Linked DNA regions of Homo sapiens: region 1 is linked to region 2. A link is a contact called in ENCODE Hi-C or POLR2A ChIA-PET data. All regions are on one chromosome and are shown on one strand. The core of a region is the stretch at or near the end of the contact, and the rest is flanking DNA. Distances in the headings are between cores, read along the strand shown. Region 1 overlaps PLLP (plasmolipin). Region 2 overlaps CX3CL1 (C-X3-C motif chemokine ligand 1).

Evidence for each region. Hi-C counts contacts between places; a loop is a spot of excess contacts on that map. ChIA-PET counts read pairs that join two places held with the same protein, here RNA polymerase II (POLR2A). Pooled maps may share reads with other maps.
Region 1: a pooled map shows a loop between it and region 2 (2.7-fold over the local background). The contact joins two enhancer-like sites. A Hi-C loop is called at or near these places in 2 of 50 pooled maps. POLR2A ChIA-PET finds 5 or more read pairs at or near these places in 3 of 52 experiments (GM12878, HepG2 and WTC11).

Annotation. Positions count from the first base shown.
Region 1 is chr16:57,258,160-57,263,502 of GRCh38, reverse strand. It overlaps PLLP (plasmolipin), which reads left to right. Exons shown (of 4, transcript NM_015993.3): 2 at 1,433-1,606; 3 at 4,919-5,041. Among named protein-coding and RNA genes, the nearest start is that of ARL2BP, 16 kb to the right of the region's middle. RefSeq lists enhancers at 1,111-1,664, 1,665-2,220, 2,632-2,691, 2,702-2,841, 3,885-4,440 and 3 more and a silencer at 5,053-5,265. Within about 2 kb of position 2,807, at least 11 of the 41 ENCODE cell types and tissues checked have a DNase peak (open chromatin) inside an H3K27ac peak, as active enhancers do.
Region 2 is chr16:57,373,577-57,378,850 of GRCh38, reverse strand. The region is part of intron 1 of CX3CL1 (C-X3-C motif chemokine ligand 1); the gene reads right to left. Among named protein-coding and RNA genes, the nearest start is that of CX3CL1, 3.7 kb to the right of the region's middle. RefSeq lists an enhancer at 1-260. Within about 2 kb of position 1,475, at least 5 of the 41 ENCODE cell types and tissues checked have a DNase peak (open chromatin) inside an H3K27ac peak, as active enhancers do.

The DNA of each region.
Region 1 (5,343 bases), core at 1,558-4,057, 120 kb after region 2:
GCTGCAATCATTTATGTGCATGAACTTGTGGGTCCTCACAGTAGCTCTACAAGATAGGAATGGTCATTATATGATAAGCAAGGGTGGTTATACACTTGCCCACGGCCACACAGCCGGTAAGGAGAGCCGGGATCGAAGCCAGACAGCTGGGCTCCAGAGTTCATGCTGTTAGCCACTACCCATGCTCTGCTGGGATGGTCAGGCCCATCCTGCCGTGTGGGAACAGCCTGACAGGTAGGCCCCTTGGCTTCCTGGAGGCCCAGTTTCACCTGTGAGATGGCAACACCTGTATAGAAGGGCATCTGGGAGAGCCGGAGACGTGGGGTGTTGGGCAGGAGGTCACCCAGAGGCCCTTGTGACGTTCTCTGCTGGGCCCAGCTGGGAGGGAGGACACAGGGCTGTTGTCTTCCCGCCTCTGGGACTGTGGTGACTTGATCTTCCTTTCAGCAGCTTTTACTGAGCCCCTGGCAGGGCCTAGGGCCTGTGCTGGGTGTGGGGACGTAGCTGTGAGACAGCCACGGCTGTGCCCTCGTGGAGCTCGCAGTCTGGGGAAGGGAACGATTATGGCCCTGGATGGTGGGTGCCTGGGGGGCCCTGTGAGCACTGATGAGGGCTCTGGGATGCCGGCTGGAGGCGTGGGGGTGTCCTGGAGCACCTGACATCTCAGCTGAGACCTGCAAGAGGAGTGAGAGTGCAGGGCAGGGCCCCGGTACAGTGGTGTATCACACGAGCCAAGTCAGCATTCCTTTTTAAATTTTTTTCTATTTTTTGAGACAATTTCACTCTGTCTCTGAGGTTGGCATGCAGTGGCATGATCATAGCTCACTGCAGCTTTTAACTCCTGGGCCCATGTGATCCTCCTGCTTCAGCCTCATGAGTAGCTGGGACCACAGGTGCGCACCACCATACCTGGCTAACTATTATTATTATTATTATTATTTTTGCTTTTTGAGACGGATTTTCACTTTTGTCTCCCAGGCTGGAGTGCAGTGGCGTGATCTCAGCTCACTGCAACCTCTGCCTCCCAGATTCAAGCAATTCTCCTGCCTCAGCCTCCCAAGTAGCTGGGATTACAGGCACACGCCACCATGCCTGGCTAATTTTTGTATTTTTAGTGGAGACAGGGTTTCACCATGTTGGCCAGGCTGGTCTCGAACTCCTGACCTCAGGTGATCTGCCTACCTCAGCCTCCCAAAGTGCTGGGATTACAGACGTGAGCCACTGCGCCCGGCCTTAATTTTTCTGTAGAGATGGGGACTTGCTCTGTTGCCCAGGCTGGTCTTGAACTCCTGGCCTCCAGCGATTATTACACCTTGGGCTCCCAAAGTGCTGACATTACAGGCATGAGCCACTGTGCCTGGCCAGTATTTCTTAGCTAGATAAGAAATGAAACCGCATCTCTGGCCAATCCTGCCTTGTCTGACCCTCCTAGGTGCTGGGGCTGCTGGTGTGGGCGCTGATTGCGGACACCCCGTACCACCTGTATCCGGCCTATGGCTGGGTGATGTTCGTCGCTGTCTTCCTCTGGCTGGTGACAATCGTCCTCTTCAACCTCTACCTGTTTCAGCTGCACATGAAGTTGTACATGGTTCCCTGGCCACTGGTGGTGAGTCTGGGTGGGGGTACTGGAAGTGGCTATGACAGGACCACTGTGACTTTCCCTAGAAGAAGTGGCAGGGTGTGGGGGGGTGGCCTGACATCCTCACTGACCTAAGCTGATCTGCAGAGCCAGGGGTGGAGGTGAGGATTGATGGTTCAGAGGTCCAGTTTTTCTATTTTTCCTTCAAGACAGTGTCTCACTATGTGCAGGCTGGAGTGCAGTGGCTCAATAATGGCTCACTGCAGCCTTGAACCCCTGGGCTCATGTGATCCTCCCATCTCAGCCTCCCCAGTAGCTAGGACTACAGGCACGTGCCACCATGCCCTGCTAATTTTTATTTTTATTTTTTGTAGAAGAGGAGTCTCACTTTATTTCCCAGGCTGGTCTTGAACTCCTGGGCTCAAGCAGTTCTCTCACTTTGGCCTCCCAAAATTCTGGGAGTACAGGAGTGAGCCACCATGCCTAGGTGCACGGTTTTTTGGGGAACCATGAGCCAGGAAGGACACAGGCTTGACTTTGTCCCAGGAGGGGAGTAGAAGTGAGGGGCTGTTGAGTGGATTTGTAAGAGGCCATTTGGAATCTTAAAAATATTTTTCCCGGCCGGGTGTGGTGGCTCACGCCTGTAATCCCAGCACTTTGGGAGGCTGAGGTGAGTGGATCACCTGAGGTCAGGAGTTTGAGACCAGCCTGACCAATATGGTGAAACCCTGTCTCTACAAAAAATACAACAATTAGCAAAATACAACAATTAGCCAGGTGTGGTGGCGCGCGCCTCTAGTCCCAGCTACTTGGGAGGCTGAGACAGGAGAATTGCTTGAACCCAGGAGGCGGAGATTGCAGTGAGCCGAGATCACACCATTATACTCCAGCCTGGGTGACAGAGCAAGACTCCACCTCAAAAAAAAAATTTCCCTCTGGGGGTGGTCAGAATTTGTGCCTGTGTTGTGTGAGTTTGTGAGATTGTAGCTTGGCCCAGGTAGGCAGCCCTGTGGCTGGAGGCTGTGGCAAGCTGTCAGAAGTTGCCCAGGCCAGGGCCTCAAGTGTGCAGGACAAGCTCGGGCACCTGGCTGCCTGCAGGTGAGGCCCTGAGGCCTGGGAGAGGCTGGGCTCCCCAGGTTTGCCCCAGGACAGTCTCCCCAGGACACAGGGCTGAGAGCGGACATGGGAAGTACCCCGGCCAGACACACAGAAAGCTGCTGGTTTTTTTTTTCCTCTGACCCGGAAAACCCCTGCAGCTGGGGTCTGAGGCTTTCAGTGAGAAGAGAGGCGAGAAAGGCACATGATTGTAAGACAAGCAAGGCTGGGACTAGGCGGCATTGTTTGGAATTCAATGACTTTTTAAACCGAGGAAACGTGAGTCATCCTCAAGACAGAATGGGTTTGTTAGATCTCGACATCCCTGGCAGAAACAGGCAGCGTTTGCAGGGGTCGCTGGGCTTGCAGGGAAGATTTTGGGGCGAGGAGGCGGTGCCTTGACTTCCGGGCTCAGGGTCCACCCCCTCCCTCACGTCCCAGGGACCTCTAAGAGAGAAATCTCCAGAGATAAAAGCCTGTGTGTCTCTTAGGTGCAGATTTGGGGCTCCAGCCGTGGCTGTTAATGGAAGGAGGCTCCCTTCTGCCACAGTGGCAGGACATTGCTTCTTGTGCTTCTGGACCCTCAACGAATGGGGCAGAGAGGGCTTAACTGCATCTAGAGAAGGCTGGATTAGCATGGCCAATTTGGGATTTTCTGGCATGGGGGCTACAGACCCCTACAGGATCCAGGCAAGATATGTGAGTAAATTGGGTCAGGAGGGACCCTGGAGAAGCCAGCATCCATCTGCCCATCGCAAGCTGCCTCTATACTCACTTCATCTGTTCCTAGTGGGAATGCAGCCCCTTTGGAGCGAAATCTTTTGATATCCTAAGTTTTTTTTTTTTTTTTTTTAGACAAAGTCCCGCTCTGTTGCCCAGGCTGGAGTGCAGTGGCACGATCTTAGCTCATTGCAACCCCTGCCTCCCAGGTTCAAGTGATTCTTCCGCCTCAGCCTCCTGTGTAGCTGGGATTACCGGTGGGCACCATCACTCTTGGCTAATTTTTGTATTTTTATTGGAGACGAGGTTTCACCATGTTGGCCAGGCTGGTCTCTAACTTCTGACCTCAAGTGATCTGCCTGCCTCGGCATCCCAAAGTGCTGGGATTACAGGCATGAGCCACACTGCACCCGGCCAAGATTTTTTTAATATAAAATTTTTACATGAAGTCTTCAGGTTTTCATGAAATCTAATTTTATAATGTTGGTAATTTTTTAAAAGTATATTGGACGAACTGAATGAATGTTTGAGGACCAGGCGTTTGAAGACGGTGAATGGGCTCCTGGGGCCAAGCGTTTGGGATGAGGGACTGGTCCCTGGTTGTCAGCAGAGGGCCCCTTCCTGCCAGTCTGGTTCCATATCCAGCTTGAAATATCTGGTCCTCTTGGTCCTGACCCTGGCATTTGCTTAGAGCCTTGAGCTTAGGATGTGGCCAAGAGGGAGACAAAAATTCTTCCCCCTGAAGGCAGAGAGGGATGTGAGGCCCAGCCCAGGACTGGCCACAGAGCCAAACCTTGCAGTGGTACCAGGGATGGCCTGGGCTTGGCCCTGGACCACACTTGGAGGAGTAGCCTGTGTTTCTTTAGCTGGTACAAAGAGATGGGTCATGGATTGGGCTCTTTCTGTGAGGAATGGGTCTGGCACTGCCACTACCCCATCACTGAGGCCCTCCTGTCATTCCCCTCCTCCAGCCTCAGGTGTGTTCATGCTCCCTGCTCAGCAGGCCTCCTGGGGACCAGGGCCTCATGGGCTGACTCCCTGGAAACTGTGGCCTCTTGAGGCCCTGTTGGTGGGAAAGACCCAGGTGTTTGCATCACCATCCAATGGCTATTCAAGGAGTGTGCCAGTGGGAACCAAGAAGCCCCAACCGTTGGTCTTGTCTTTTTTTTTTTTTTTTTTTTTTTTTTTGAGACAGGATCTCACTGTGTCACCCAGGCTGGAGTGCAGTGGTGTGATCATGACTCACTGCAGCCTCAACCTCCCGGCTCCAGGTGATCTTCCCATCTCAGCCTCCCAAGTAGCTGAGATCACAGGCATGCGCCACCATGCCTGGCTAACTTTTTTATTTTTGTAGAGATGGGGCCTACCTATGTTCCCCAGGCTGGTCTCTAACTCCTGGGCTCAAGCGATCCTTCCACTTCAGCCCCGCAAAGTGCTGGGATTACAGGTGTGAACCACCGTGTCTGGCCTCTCTTTGTGTCTTAAGCCTTTTCTCTCCCCACTCCCTACCCCCATGTCCTGCAGTTAATGATCTTTAACATCAGCGCCACCGTTCTCTACATCACCGCCTTCATCGCCTGCTCTGCGGCAGTTGACCTGACATCCCTGAGGGGCACCCGGCCTTATAACCAGCGCGCGGCTGCCTCGGTGAGTCTGCTTCCCAGGCTCCCTTGGTGGTCTGCAGGGTCTCAGCCCCAGGACTCAGGCTGCTCGCTTGGTCTGAGGCCAGGCACCTGCCACCTCCTGAGGGGTTGTCACCTGAACACTCAGTGGGTCTTAGAGGGGAGCCGGGCCGCCTCCAGGCTTCCATAATTAACAGTGGAGAGTGGTGTGTGGTGGGCAATGGAAGTTTTGGGTTAACTATTTTTTCTTTTTTTTGAGATGGAATCTTGCTCTGTTGCCCAGGCTGGAGTGCGGTGACGTGATCTCAGCTCACTGCAACCTCTGCC
Region 2 (5,274 bases), core at 226-2,725:
GGTCTTGTTCTGTTGCCCAGGCTGGAGTGCAGTGGTATAATCCTAGCTCACGGCAACCTCAAAATCCTGGGCTCAAGAAATCCTCCTGGCCGGGTGCGGTGGCTCACACCTGTAATCCCAGCACTTTGGGAGGCCGAGACAGATAGATCATCTGAGGTCAGGAGTTTGAGACCAGCCTGATCAATATGGTGAAACCTTGTCTCTACTACAAATACACAAATTAGCCTGGCATGATGGTGTGCACCTTTAGTCCCAGCTACTCGGGAAGCTGAGACAGGAGAATTGCTTGAATCCGGGAGGCAGAGGTTGCAGTGAGCTGAGATCATACCACTGCACTAAAGCCTGGGTGACAGAACAAGACTCCGTCTCAAAAAAAAAAGAAAAAAAAAAAAGAGATCTCTTGCCTCAGCCTCCCAAGTAGCTGGGACTACAGGTGCCTGCTACCATGCCTGGCTAATTTTTTTAAGAGACAGGGTCTTGCTATGTTGCCCAGGCTGGTCTTGAACCCCGACCGCAAGTGATTCTCCCACTTCAACCTCCGGAATAGCTGGGATTACAGATGTAAGCCACTATGCCCAGCAATAAACTTTTTAAAAAATATATAAGTACAACTGCTTTCTAAGGAAGGTGGGGTCTGCTGAATAGATGATCCTTTGTTCTGCTGCTGAGAGCCAGAATGAGCCCGAGAGCAGTTGCTGAAAGGTACTGAGTCATCCTGCCTAGGAGGGAAGAGGCATTTGAAATTCCTGGAGCAAGAAGAGTAAGGAGGAGGGTTGGAGATGGACGGTATGAATAAGGTGGGGGCAGAGTGGGGCGGAAGGGGCAGGCAGTAGCTGAGTGTCACGTGGAACCAGAGAGAAACCCCGGGACAGGACAAATAAACCCAACTATTTGATATAAACATTTGAAGTTGTTTACATTGAATTTCCACCTTTTCTCTTCCTCTATAATCTCCAGCAAATTTTCTTCTGCTTAGCTTGAGCTCAAGGAGGATGAGTATAAAAAACAAGGAAGAGCTTGAGTTTCAGATCTGAGTCAAGGTTATATGCAGCAAAAGCAAGACCCCAGAGGGTTTTGCAAACATCTGGAGACCAGGGCAGTCAAGAGAGCAAGCTGATCTTATCTAGCCCTTCAGAGCCTGGGAAACCCCCAGGGCATCCCTGGGCTCCACCAGAACACGAACTGCTCATGCATAAATATTTACATATATGTGGCCATGCAAACATACACCACTTTCCCAAATACAGGCACATGCACGCTTGCACACACAGAGAGACTTTGTAGAGTCTGCTGCTTCCTCTCTCCATCGCTCCCCCTTAGCTTTGGCCCACCCTGCTTTGTGGGAAGGTGGTTTAGGGCCGGCAGGTCTGGGTTGAGTCATCAAGGAGAAGCACTAGTAGCTTCAGGGGGTTGGGGGCTGTGTGCAGGAGGGGCTCCCCAGGTCACAGGGCTGTCCTTTCTCTCTGAGTAACCAGGATATAAAAGTCACTGTGTGGGCTGGCCACCCTCCTTCTGCAATGGAACCTCAGACTGACTCACCTGCAGCCTCCCCAGGCCCTATTGAGTGGAGCCAGGTGGCAGTCCCCTAAAATGGCCTGCAGGTGTCTTCTTTGGGAAGCCCCAGAAAATACGGTGCCCCTGAGTGACCAGAGACAGGAGGAGGCAAGGGAGGCTGCCCAATGGATAGGAAAGAAGGTCCATTCTGTGCTCCCCAAATCCAAGATGGGAAAAGCCATTGCCCACCTCCAGGGCTTTAAAGAGCCACAGAGTCATCCTGTCTCCAAAGTCCCCACCCTCTGCCACGGTCCCTGAATGGTCCTGGCCCGGCTCAGTTCTTGGTTCTGCCAGGAAGATTGTTTAACTGACCTGGGGAGCCTGTCCCTTCTCAGAGCTGAAATTTTCCTTTCTGTAAATGGAGACAATGCCTCATCCAGCCAGTCATATATTATCTGTCATAGGAGTGTCAGGAAGGCAGGGACCTTGTCTGTCTTGGTATCATAGTTTCCCAGCATCAAGCACAAGGTGGATACTCAATCAATATTCATTGAATGAAATTAGTCTCAGTTTACTTATCTCTCTTTAATGCATCTATCTACCTATCCATCCACCCGTCCACCCACTCTTATCAATCTTCTACCCATTCCTCGCCCACCTGCCACCTCCTGCCCAACCCCTATTCATCTCCATTCATCCATCTACCCACTCCCTCTCCCCTACCTACCACCTGTCAATCTTCCGCCCCCTTTTATCTCACCTACTCATCCATCCCTCATCATCCCCTCCCCATCCCTTCTTCCATCCATCCATCTGTCCATCCATCCACCCATCCATCCATCCATCCATTCATCCATCTATCCACCCATCCATCCATCCATCCATCCATCCATCCATCCATCCATCCATCCATCCACTTCCTGATTCAGCCAACACTGGCTGGAATTACTTTTGAGTATATACAAAAATCTCAGGCCCTCTTATCCTTAACCTTGAGCTCTTTCTCCCATAGGCACTGGTGCTGAGTTTGAAGAGAGTGCTTCCATCCCAATAAATGCCATCAGATCACTCTGTTTATTCAGTCAACCAACAAATGCTGGTTCCTCTTGCCAGGCCCTGTGCTGGGTGCTGTGAGGTACAGTGAGATGAACAAGGAATGCCTCTGGCCTCAGAAGGCTCCCAGCCTGATGGACAGGTAAATTAGGCACACAAAGTATCAGAGGTTTTATTTATTTTTTTTAATTGAACACCTACTGTGTATTGGACCCTGTGTCCAGCATGTACACATCTGCTCTCTTTAATTCCCAACATTCCTGCAAAGGGAGTATTATCCCAACTTTACAGATGCAGAAGCTGGAAATAAGAGAGGCTAAATGTGCCCAGTGCCACACAGCTGCATGGTGGCAGAGCTAGTTTTCTACTCAGCCCCTAAACACCCCACTGTTCTAGGCTACCCTAGATGCCAGGTAGAAACACAGTGTTCCAGAACATACCACAAACATATTGGGGTTTACATGAGGGAGAGACCACTTCCAACTTCAAATGGTCAGGGGAGGCTTCTTGGAGGAATTCTCCTTTAGGCTGGACCTCAAGGACTTCTAAGAGTCTTCCAGGGTCTTAGAAGGAGACTCAGGAAATGTCCTGGGTTGCTGGATGAGGTGATAAAGGGAGGGCTTGAGCCATTGCCCAGCTGTGTGTCCTGAGCAAGTCACTCGGACTCCCTGAGCCTCAGTTTCCTTACTTGTAAAATGGATGTGACAATACCTGCTTCACAGTGTGGTTGTGAGAATAAGAATTTTTTAACTTCTGGAGCATTTTTCCCTTAGGGCAAGGTTTCTCAACAGTGACACTACTGACATTTTGGACCAGACAATTCTTTGTTTTGGGGGCTGTCCCGGGTACTATAGGAGGTTTGGCAGCATCTCTGGCCTCTACACACTAGAGGCGAGTAGCTCAACTGAACCAAAAACATTGGGATATTTGTAACAAGTAAAAAATTTCTCTAGAAATTGCCAAATGGCCCATAGGGGAGCAAAATTACTCACTGAGGACCATTGCTCTAGAGATATCCACATGGCTCCCGCCCTCACCCCGCTCCAAACTGTGCAAAGCCACCTACTCAGTGGGCTTCCCTAACCCCCTATTTAAAATGTCAACACCTCTCTTCTCCCCTCTCTATTTTTCTTTTTCTTTTCTTTTCTTTCTTTTTTTTTTTTTTAAATGGACTCTCACTCTGTCACCCAGGCTGGAGTGCAGTGACACGATCTCGGCTCACTCCAACCTCTGCCTCCCAGGTTCAAGCGATTCTCTTGCCTCAGCCTCCCAAGTAGCTGGGACTACAGGCATGCACCACCACACCCAGCTAATTTTATATTTTTAGTAGAGACAGGGTTTCATGATGTTGGCCAGGCTGGTCTTGAACTCCTGACGTCAGGTGATCTGCCCGCCTTGGCCTCCCAATGTGCTGGGATTACAGGCATGAGCCCCTGCGCCCAGCCACCCCTCTCTATTTTTTTATCACAGTGCCTTTTCTCCTTCCAACAGACCACATTGTTTACTGATTTACTTTGTGTGTTATGTGTCCTCTGCAGTTGAATTACAGCACCTCGAGGGCTGAGGTCCTTGGCTGTTTTATTTATTGATGCCGCCCCAGTACCTAGAACCAGGTTTGTCACACAGTAGGTGTCCAATAACTATTTGTTGAATGAATGGACAAAATGCCTAAGGAAGCGCTTTGTGGCATAATACCTTAACCAACAGAAAAATGGAGGAATTTTTATTTAAATTAGACAGGGGCCTGGATCTGACACTCTTGAATTTATCCTCCCATGCCCTCCCCATCCACCCCCACTGCTAATGAGGCGGGTAGGCTATAGGAGCTTAAAACAGATTCGTTTTTTTTTCTCTTTCTTGCCAGGACTTGAGTGGGAGTGAATGCGTCAGCTCTTGGAGTGGGGGGGCAATGCTCTGCACTGACTCGTAGCTGCAGGTTTGTTATATAAAGTACAGAAGCCTCCTGCCTGACACAGCCCCACAAACCCACATTTGGGGACTGACGCAGCTGCCCCACACTAGTCAGGGCAGCAGCTACGAACCCCCCAGCCTCCTCTCGGGGTCTCTCTGGCTTCCAAACCACCCCCTTGTCCTACAGGGGCTCCCGAGGGCCTCTCAGAGCCATACATGTCAGCGTGGGAGAGGACTTCCAAGGTGAGCCTGGTCAAATGCCTAGTTTTACAGGAGGAGAAAGTGAGGCTGAGAAAGGTTCCAATAATGCCCAGGATCTTCCAGTAAAGCCAATGACCAAGATGAGGGCAGAAGCCTGGTTCTAAAGCCTCAGGCTGCTAGTCTGAGCACCCAGGGTCCCCCAGTGTCCCCTTTCCATCCTAGCCTAGGACCCTTCCCTCTCTCAGCTTAGTAAAAGTAATCCTCCTCCTCCGCCCTCTTCAAAACACCTCCATAGGCATTGGAACCTCGTCACCCTCCCCCAATCCACCGGAGAGGTAATAGCTATATTTAAAGATGCAGCAACTGGGACCAGAGGAGGCAAGACCCTGCTCACGGTCACATAACAGGACTGTGGCAAAGCAGCCGCCATCTGACTCCCTGCTTTCCAGATCTCACTGTCCGCAGACACCTCAGGCTTCAGGGCCCCAGCCCAGACAGCAGGAAGCCAGCAGGAATTTGCCTCCACCACTCTCACGTGCCCACCCACCCACACACCTGCTCCCTGCCCCAGGGTGAGTTTGCTCCATGGAAATATCTGGACAGTGGGGACTACTT